Regions from separate parts of the Homo sapiens genome. Here region 2 is linked to region 1. A link is an interaction called in ENCODE POLR2A ChIA-PET data of the cell type or tissue named here. Cell type or tissue: Panc1. All regions are shown on one strand. Each heading gives the region's core, and the rest is flanking DNA. Links, peaks and the distances in the headings are about the cores only. Region 1 has its middle 31 kb from the start of RYR3-DT. Region 2 overlaps RYR3 (ryanodine receptor 3).

Evidence for each region. Peaks named below come from ENCODE experiments on the same cell type or tissue, not always from the same donor. Only the 100,000 strongest peaks of a DNase experiment are listed, where the experiment ranks them.
Region 2: POLR2A ChIA-PET joins it to region 1 with 7 read pairs; 2 of 35 experiments call an interaction of 5 or more read pairs at or near these places.

What each region holds. Positions count from the first base shown.
Region 1 is chr15:33,276,736-33,282,118 of GRCh38, forward strand. No RefSeq gene overlaps it. Among named protein-coding and RNA genes, the nearest start is that of RYR3-DT, 31 kb to the right of the region's middle. In Panc1, for the core only: no CTCF peak of the experiment used is centred there; DNase peaks (open chromatin) are centred at 2,061 and 2,246; H3K27ac peaks cover 1,195 bases.
Region 2 is chr15:33,703,025-33,708,407 of GRCh38, forward strand. RYR3 (ryanodine receptor 3) reads left to right here. Exons shown (of 104, transcript NM_001036.6): 43 at 3,895-4,030. Among named protein-coding and RNA genes, the nearest start is that of CHRM5, 260 kb to the right of the region's middle. In Panc1, for the core only: no CTCF peak of the experiment used is centred there; no DNase peak of the experiment used is centred there.

The DNA.
Region 1 (5,383 bases), core at 144-5,143:
GGGCTTTCTATTCTGTTCCATTGGTCTATATGTCTGCTTTCACATCAGTACTATACTGTTTTGATTACCGTAGCTTTGTAAGATATTTTGAAATTAGGATGTGTGACACTTCTAGCTTTGCTTTTCTTGCTCATAATTGCATTGGTTTTGGTGTCTTTTGTGATTCTATACAAATTTTAGGGTTTCTTGTATTTTCTGAAAAATGTTGAAATTTTACTACAAATTGCATTGAATCTGTAGATCATTTTGGGTAGTATGGGCATTTTAACAATATTGATTCTTCTGTCCATGAATATGGGATGGAAATTTCATTTATGAGGGAACATGGGCAAAGCAAACTCCCAGGGTGTTTGTCGTGTTCTGGTGGAGCACTCTGCTGGCTGCTCAAACTGCTGCCATGGTCTTTAGCACATGTGAATTATACCTCTGAGAAGGTGCTGAACTGTGTGCTCTGAGTGCCTCCTCTACCCTTTCCCCAGGCCCTCACCCAGGGCTGGGACCCACACTTGATTGGGGATGGAGATTGGGATGACTGAGCGCAGAAAAAGTCAGAACGACAACTGATGAAAACAGAAGTCTGAAAGAATGTCCAGGATCTTAATAGTGGTTGTCTCTGGGAGAGTATTATTTATTTTGTTGTATTTTGCTTGTCTAAGTTTTCTGAAATAAACAAATAGGAGGAAAAGGTTGGAAATGTTTGTTTTAATGTATACAGGAAAGAAAAGTTAGATTCAGAGACTCTTATGACAGCAGTGTATCTCCAAAATGTCCAGGAGAGAAAGTAGCCCACCCCAGGGGTAGCTGTGGCCCTAGAGGGGCTGCAGTGGATCCACCCCAACGTCAATGTGCATCAGAATTTACCCAACTAGTTCCACTTGCTGTAATGCCATGCTCACCAAACAACATTCTGATAATAATTTAGTATCCCAGGAAAATTGTCTTCAGGGAGAAGCTGCACTCACTGAACACAAGCATCCACCCTCCTGTTAGTTACATTTTCTTCATTAAAAATTAATACATTCACTTTCTGTATTTGGTTTTTGAGATGATGGATTTTTTTTTTCAGATCCCAGCTGAGAACAACAATCCTCTCTCTGTCTAGCTATTGTGTTTGCCCTGGTGTGTCCTGGGGCAGATGCAGGCTCTGCTTCTCCTCTGATAGTGGGAAGGGAATTTGAATTTCAGTGAACAACTGTAACCAATTATTGGAGTCATTGCAGAAGATCAGATATTTTATTGAAACGATGTCAGAGAATAGAAAGGTTTAATTAGACAGGGTTATGGACCCCTTTTCATTGAAATCATATTTATTCAAAGATTATCTGTAGCATTTTGAATTTAATTCCTTAGCATAACAGTGGAGAGAAATAGAAACTTGCAAAACCAATTATAACAGTTCATCAAAGCATTCAAGAAGGATATATAGCTGATCAAAAAGCTCATGTAACCTGTATTTCCTATCCTGGCAATAGGGCTGCAGAGGAGAAGACAGAACAGGCACTGTACCCTGTCTAACTCGGTAGGTGGTGGGATAACTCCATGTGTCTCCATTCATTCCCCATCATTAATTATGACCACTGCTCTAACCCCATTTTTCTGTAGTGTGACTAATTAAATAGATTTTTATATATACATAAAATTGTATATTATATTGTTATATATATATATTAGATATAGATAGATGGAGTTGATTTGTTGTCACTTTTTCCTATAGTCTGATACTCAGTTTTATGTTCCTATGTTCCCATTAGCTCAAGGCTTGGGCTTCAGAAGGGAAGAAAATGAAGATCTTAGCTTCTAGAACTTACCTTTGGTTCTCTTGTCCTTTTCACAAACTTGACAGTGTTGAAAATGAGGTTCATTGTACCACACAAGAAAAAGGTAGTCCTGCCTTAAAAAGTCATTTAAATTTCTATTCTTAAGGGTTTTTGCTTAACCAGTTTTGTAAGTTTAAAAGCTTTTAAAGGCAAACTTTATGGAGATGGAGATGGTATTTCTAAATTCTAAAGCTCTTTTCTTTAACAGATTAATGCTTGATGGTACTGACCTTAGAGTCTTAGGTGGGAGGAGGCCTGTGAAAAAAGATGGGAAAATGAGAAGCCTAAAATTTTCAACACTTTCAAGTTTATGAAAAGGACAAGGGAACCAAAGGTAAGTTCTAGAGGCTAAGGTCTTCATTTTCTTCCCTTCTGAAGCCCAAGCCTTGAGCTAATGGGAACATAGGAACATAAAAGTGAGTCACCACTGAGTCATCCACAACCCTCAGGCTCAGGGCTGCTTTCCCAAGAGAAGCCGGAGGAGGCAGAAACCCCCTGGGGAGTGTGGCACTCTGCTTGGCTCCATGTCCAACATGGCATCAGAGTCATGGAGCAGGGGGAGCTGACGGGACAGGTGAGGCTGGGGCAGTGCTCCTGGCTCCCCCAAAGCCTCAGCCTGCCTGCAAGGATGCCTATGTGCCCTGTTCAAGTGATGGGAAGTGCTGGGAGAGCCAGAGCACCAGCAGGATGAAGAGGCTCCCATGAGAGGGGTCTTTATAAAGGTGCAGGTAGCTGGGACCCAGACTCCAGAGATGAGTACCAGTGCAAGATCTGAGAAGGTTATAGGGGATGGGCCATAACACAGTGGTTACCAGTTAAGTGTATAGATCAGATGAGCCATCCTACAGCAGCAAGCCCCCAAAGGATACCCACCGCAGGAACACTGTAAGGTGTCTGATCCATCTCTTAGGAAGGAGAAAGATAGTAAAGCAGCACTCTTGAAGGCTGAGGATTTACCCAGAGACTGTGTCATCCAAAATGTATGAATCATGCCAGGCCCCGTAGGAAATTGAACTTTGAATAATATGATTACTTAACCAAAAGGAGACTGTTTAAACCCTAAGAGACAGAAACTCTAATTAGCAAGTTAATTAGCAAGTACCTAGAGGGGGTGGAGGCTTACAGGAAATTAACTACAACTTCTTTGTACATGTGAGTATATAGTCTGAGTTATTTGTAACCCTGCTACATTGGCTAAGTAAAACACATGAAACCCCAAGGAAAGTTCTTTCTCTTAGCTTTGCTTTGATTGCAAAGTGTGCTTGCTTAGTAAGGGAGACAAAGGGCTGGGTGGACCCAGTCTACCTAACTTACCCTACCCCATGTCCATGACCTCCGTCACTGTCCACCCTTTTAGGTTGTGCCTGTGAATATTCCCCTCACCCCACAGTGAATCATTCCCCTAGACCGCTTCCTTTTCCCCAACTCACAGTGGCTAAAACAATCAGGAAATGTATTACCTTCCCTAACTGAAAGTCCAGAGGCTTCAGGCTAAATTGATTCAGTGGCTCAGCAATGCTACCAAGGCCCTGATTTTGTTCCATCTCTCGAGTCTGTTATTATTAGTGCTGTCTCAGCTCTCAGCCTGGTGGAAGTTGGCTGCAGCGGTTCTAAGAGTCGCGTGCAGACACTGTCTTTCTTTTTTAATTTTTTTTAAATTATACTTTAAGTTCTAGGGTACATGTGCACAACATGCAGGTTGGTTACATATGTATGCATGTGCCATGTTGGTGTGCTGCACTCATTAACTCGTCATTTACACTAGGTATATCTCCTAATGCTATCCCTCCCCTCTCCCCCCACCCCACAACAGGCCCCGGTCTGTGATGTTCCCCTTCCTGTGTCCAAGTGTTCTCATTGTTTAATTCCCACCTATGAGTGAGAACATGCAGTGGTTGGTTTTTTGTCCTTGTGATAGTTTGCTGAGAATGATGGTCTCCAGCTTCATCCATGTCCCTACAGACGACATGAACTCATCATTTTTTATGGCTGCATAGTATTCCATGGTGTATATGTGCCACATTTTCTTAATCCAGTCTATCATTGATGGACATTTGGGTTGGTTCCAAGTCTTTGCTATTGTGAGTAGTGCCGCAATAAACATACGTGTTCACGTGTCTTTATAGCAGCATGACTTATAATCCTTTGGGTATATACCCAGTAATGGGATGGCTGCGTCAAATGGTATTTCTAGTTCTAGATCCCTGAGGAATTGCCACACTGTCTTCCACAATGGTTGAACTAGTTTACAGTCCCACCAACGGTGTAAAAGTGTTTCTATTTCTCCACATCCTCTCCAGCACCTGTTTCCTGACTTTTTAATGATCGTCATTCTAACCGGTGTGAGATGGTATCTTATTGTGGTTTTGATTTGCATTTCTCTGATGGCCAGTGATGATGAGCATTTTTTCATGCAGACACCGTCTTAAGGAAGCTAGACCATCTCCTCCTGTGTGTCCCCAAAGCTCTCATCAGACTTCTTCCGAGTCTCATCAGCAGAATTTTGTCACTAGCCTTTTCTAAGCCAAATGCCAGCAAGGGTAATAGGATTACAAAGATAAAATTAAACTATCTTCAATAAAACTGGTATTATGACATCAACAAGAAATATCCATTGCCCCTTCCCCATATTCCTGCTCCAGTAATGGGTGATTAATTTATTCCTCCCCCTTGAAGTCTTGGGTTATTCTTGGGGCAGCGGGGGGCAGTGTGTGTGGCATGTTCTTCAACCTCTTTCAAAACCTTTGAGCTGTTAGCATCCTATTCATTCCCTGTGTTGAAGTGACCAGTGCTGAGTGGGGAGGATGGAGGCACTTTAGATACTGTTGAGGGTAGAGCCAGGTAAAAACTCATGAGTAGGTCTGAATTGCAGACTACTGTGAGAATATGTCTCACCATATTTCTCTTTTTCTCTTAATGTCACTTTTTAAAACTTTTTAATTTTTATTTATTTATTTGAGACAGGGTCTCGCTCTGTGGCCAAGGCTGGAGTGCAGTCGTGCACTCTTGGCTCACTTCAACCTCTGTCCTCCTAGGTTCAAGTGATTCTCCCACCTCAGCCTCCTCGGTAGCTGGGACTACAGGGGCACGCCACCATGCCAGGCTAATTTTTGTATTTTTTTTTTTGTTAGAGGTGGGGTTTCACCATGTTGGCCAGGCTGGTCTTGAATGCCAGACCTCAAATGATCTGCCTGCCTTGGCCTCCCAAAGTGCTGGGATTGCAGTCGTGAGCCACCATGCCTGGCCTCCCTTTTTTATTTTTTAAGTGAAAAAAGAAACATCTCTCAGTGTAAGAGCTAATCTTTCACCTAGCTTTGGAAGCTTATTGTGCCAAAAAGTTATCTGCCTCCTTATCTGGATTGACAGTACCGAGTTGTCTCCTATGAGCTGCAGTTGCCCTTGCTCAATCTAGTTGTAGGTTTCAATTTTCCCTTACCAGCTTGACTGAAGCTGGCTGATGATAGAAGATTAGAGACCCTCTTACTCACCTCTCTTGCTTGCAGGTGAGAAAACAGCGACCCAGGCAGATTCTATGACTTGTAGTCTGCCAAATAATTAGTGAAAAA
Region 2 (5,383 bases), core at 55-5,054, 430 kb after region 1:
GCAGCCACACAGAACACAGATTTACCACTCACGAAGATTCTGCTGTTTCAGGCCTTGGCAGAGAATCATTGGCCAAGCTGCAAAACCATGTCTGATCTATTAAGATGAGATGATAATTACCCACCAATAATTCGTTGACATTTTTCAGTTAGTAAATTCTATTTCAAATGCATTCAACTGATAATTACTGAGGGCCTATCATGAACCAGACAGACAAAACGCCCGTGTTTGTGCAGCATATTTCTAATGGGAGGAACTTTCCTTGTAGTCAGAGAGGATATTACTTTGCTGGGGCTGCCATAACAAAGTACCACAGGTTGGGTGACATAAACATCGGAAATTTATTTTCTCACAGTTCTGGAAGCTGGAAGTCCAAGATCGAGGTGTGCGCAGGTTTGGTTTCTTCTGAGGCTTCACCTCCTGGCTTGCAGATGGCCACTGTTTTGCTGTGTCCTCACGTAGTCTTTTCTTTGTGTGCACGTATCCTTGCTATCTCTCTGTGTGTCCAGATTTCCTCCTCTTGAAGGACATGACCCCAACAACTCAGTTTAACTTAATCACCTCTTTACAGCCCCTATATCCAAATACAGAAACATTCTGGGATATTGAGGGTTAGGGCTTCCACATGAAATTTGCGGGAGACAATTTAGCCCATGACAGAGGGGTTTGTCTTTGAGTTGGTCATTTTATTTTGTTCTTTAAAGTATTTTGAAATATCAGACATTTTTACAATAATATTTTGAGGCGACAAATTTAAGTGAAAGCATTTTTTTTTATTTTGTCAGATTCAATCAGTATTTCCAATGGACTTCATTGGGTCCCTTATAAATCATTAAGTTAAAAGCAGGAATCAAGGAAAGAATCTATTTACTGGCCTTATCAAATATGATGTTTATCAAACAACCCAATACCATAATAATACCATAATAGAAGAACCTTGCTTTTTAACATTCTGTTAAAAGAGGGCAGTCATGGTGGCTCACGCCTGTAATCCCAGCACTTCAGGAGGCCGAGGCAGGTGAATCATTTGAGGTCAGGAGTTCAAGACCAGTCTGGCCAACATAGCAAAACCCCATCTCTACTAAAAAGAAATACAAAAGTTAGCCAGGCATGGTGGTTGGTGCCTATAGTCCCAGCTACTCAGGAGGCTGAGGCAGGAGAATTGTTTGATCCCGGGAGGCAGAGGTTGCAGTGAGCCGAGATCATGCCACTGCACTCCAGCCTGGGAGCCTGGGTGACAGAGCGAGACTCCGTCTCAAAAAAAAAAAAAAAGAAAGAAAAAAATCTGCTGAAAGAAGTCCCAGTCAATATAACTTACGGTTAACTTTAATAAGCAATCCCAGCTGCAAACGGAGTAAGTGAAAATGACCAGACCAGAGGGAAATGTTAGAAGTTGCTCCTCCAGGCTCTGTAGGCCTGTGTTGTGAAGGGTACCAGCCACCTCCTGCATACACACAAGACTCAAGCACCATGCCACCTGTCGTGAGAGCTTCCATAAATGCTGTGTCTATTCATGGTCTCTGCATCTAGAGGGAGAGACCTCAGCCAAACTCTGTTATTCGTACATTTAGATGACAATAAATAGCTCAGTGTTTTAGGTGGTATGACGATAACCGATGCTTGTGTGAAAAGCAGCTGAATGGGTCTTTTTGGACAAGGCAATGCCACAAGGTTTTGAACTCCATATCCTATTCTCAGCCTCAGTTCATCTTTTGAAACAGTGTTGCTCAGCAAAGACATGGAGCCTCCATTGGAAGAAGTCAGATGTGATTAACGCAGGCCAGCAAGCTGGAGAGGGAAGAAATGGGCGCTTTGGGAAATCTGTAAAGGGGATGAGGTTTGCCACACCGTTTTCAAGTAGTTGGGGTGGCTTAGCACACTGCTATAGACTTTATTCAGCCCAATGTCAGGAAATTACCCAAGTTTGGTTCACAGGAAAGAACAGCAAAGGACTGGTATGCTGGAGTTTCTTCCTTCTATTGATCACGCCAGAAATTAGATCATTTAGGATTGAACAGTAGCCCTACCCCAACACATACACACACGCATATGCACACACACATGCACACACACTCTTTCTCTCTCTCTCTCTCTCTCTCTCTCTCTCTCTCATATGGGCAATTATAGCAGCCTGTGAAATGTCTGCACCTGCAATCTTGAAAACTCTGCCCAATTCTGGCCCTTATTGATGCTTCCCTGACATTTTAAAGACAAAATCAAATCTGAACTCTAAGCAGAATATTATCTTTACTGGTTTAAGAAGGAAAAAGTGTGGTGATAGATTCTTGCTGAGTTTGGCCTTATTTTTATTATACTTGCAAAATAGAATATTTGACATCAGCAAGTAAGTGATTCATTGAACAAACATTTATTGAACAGCTACTATGTGCTAGGCCCTGGAGGTTAAAAAAAATCTTAAAAAACACCATCTCTGACTTTGAGGATTTTGGAGCACTGTGGATTCTCCTCTTCTCTGTGTATACATAAGATATCAAAGGTGAAATTAGAATAGCAACTGCGTTTTAATCAAAGGTATATTTGCCAGGCTTTTTGCCTGAAAGCTGCTGAAAAGTAGAACAGAATCTAAAATCTTCTGTAAGATCCTAGCACAGAGATCTCGTGATAAGTGTCTGGTAACCTGGAAGCAAAGAGACCACCACCAGTCCCAGTCCTTAATGGATGGGGATCTCTTTTTCTGGCCATCCCAACCTCAACATCTTGGCTTTTGACTTTGGACAGCTGTTGTGGATGCAGAACGAGAGTAGACACCCCTGATTACTCAAGGGCCCACTCTGGGTCAGTCAGTGACTGAATATTGTAGCCTTGCAATACCATGGCCAAGTGAACATGGCCCGCCCCCAGTGGGCCCTTCTTTTCCTGCACTGTTGTCTCCCCAGATGTACGCTAGCTAGGCTTATTTTTAAATGACAGCTCCCTCTTGCCAGAACTGGAAAAACCAGGAACTGACAGTACATGGTGTGTTCCTACATAACAATGATAATCAATCTTGTTAATCACTTGGAAACAAAAAATGAATTGGAGGCTCTTTCTAGCCTCCAGGGAAATGGAAGCCTTTCAGTTCTTAGAATTTCACAGGCCTCACAGCTATCTTATAAAAAAAAAAATAAAAACTTGAGCAGTTCTTTCTTTGTTTGTTTCTTACATACGTGTAAGATTTATTTTTAAATTTTATTGTGTTAAAATACACAAAATATATAATTTACTATCTTGATCATTTTTAACTGTATGTGTAGTATTCAATACTTTTGTAATGTTGTTGAACTGTCACCACCATCTATCTCCATAACTCTTTTCATCTTGTAAAACTGAAATTCTAGACCCACTTAACAATAACTTTCCATTCTTCCCTCCCCTCCCCCAAGTCCCTGGCAACCACCATTCTACTTTCTGTCTTTATGGGTTTTACTACTCAAATTACCTCCTATGAATGGAACGATACGGTATTTGTCTTTTTGTGACTGGCTTATTTCACTTAGCGAATGTCCTCAATGTTCTTCACGTTGTAGCATGTATCAAGATTCTGTTCCTGTTTAAGGCTGAATATCCCATTGTACGTATATATCACGTTTTGCTTATTCATTCATTCATCCATCAGTGGCCACGTGGGTTGCTTCCACATTTTAGCTTTCAATTATTTGGGGGTATATACCCAGAAGTGAAATTGCTGGATCATATAGCAATTCTGTTTTTAATTTTCTGAGGATCTGTAGTACTGTTTTCCACAGTGGCTGTACCATTTTACATTCTCACCAGCAATGCACAAGAGTTCCAACTTCTCTACATCCTCAACCAACACTTGTTATTTTTTGAGGTGTGTTTTTTAATAGCCATCCTAATGCGTGCGAAAGAACACTTTTGTACTGTTTCTGGCAGGTGGTGACCTACTTGGCAGGCTGTGGCCTACAGAGCTGCCCCATGCTTCTGGCCAAAGGATACCCTGATGTCGGCTGGAACCCCATTGAAGGGGAACGCTACCTGTCCTTCCTGAGGTTTGCTGTCTTCGTGAACAGTGAGTCCCACATTTTTCCATACCTCTTATACCCAGAATAGCATGATCGTGGATACCTACAAGGAAAAGGATATCCTTTCCATTGCTTCTTATCTGAAAATAGGGGGTTGGTGGCTGGCAAGAGAAATCTTAGGGAGAATCACAGGTGTTTGGTGGCTGGCAAGAGAAATCTCAGAATCAGGCCAGACAAGGATAAAGAGTAGAGTCCAGTGAACAGAGCACTGAGCATTAGTCCCAGGTCCAGCAAGAAACTCACCGCAGAGAGGTCATCTCTCTGCACTGTAAAAGGGGGCCTTATGAATATCATCATTAATACCTCACCTGTTTCACAGAGCTAAATGCACATGTACATCTAGATCCCTGGACTGTTGGATGGATGGATGGATGAATGAATAAAATCAAGTATAACTGAGTAGCTGTAAAAGATAAGTAAACTCCCAGGAGAAAAAAATTGCTATAACAACCCTAAATATTATTTGTCATAATACAATCTACCTCCCATTTATAGTGAATTCCAACACAACCAGAATTCTTTAGTTGCTCTGGAATAATATGCTGAATATTATGTAAATAAGTGGGGTACTTTCTTGAAAATGAGCCTTGCCTCCTAAGAATTTTTGTTATAATACTAATTCATTTGTATTGACATTATAGTTATAGTCCCTCTCTGTTCTCTCAGTTTGGGGTTCCAGGCTAACAAATTGCACTAAGCAGGTTAGGTGATCTCAAAGAGAGATTGCAGCTAACACACAATCATGCCAGTTGTTCTAAGAATTTGTCTCAAAATATGTTGATATAATGTGATCATTATATTCCCGTGTGCTTTTCTTGTTGTCTCTCTACCCTCCCATTTCACCTGCTTACTTTTCTTCACTGTACTATACTATAGTCTTAATATTTAAATGGTTTCTTTTCTCCTTGTCCTGGTTAGATTGCAGGCCTTGAGGTGGTTGCTTGTTATCCCTGGAACCCACCCAGCCAACTTCCTAATCAACTCTCTCTGCTTCTCTCTGCGTATTCATCACTGCATCCTTCTTGTTTATCACCAGCTTTGCTAACCTCCATTTTCTTCTCTTGAGGGCAGTTTTAGAGTATCCTCTAATAGCCTGGTTCACTTTGTATCCAAATTATCACATGTCCAGAATTAACACGGAGTTACTGTAGGAGTAAAGCAAATTTGTGGGTGTATGAAATGGATATTAAGAATTTATACAGCTCGCCAAATTATGTAAATAGATTGTTTGCAGACAAATCTGATCAAGGCAGAACCAATTTATTCATCTTGGTCACCTTCACAGTCAAGATCAAGAGCTTTTTGAGTCATTTTATGAGACCATCTACCTGGATCGTGAA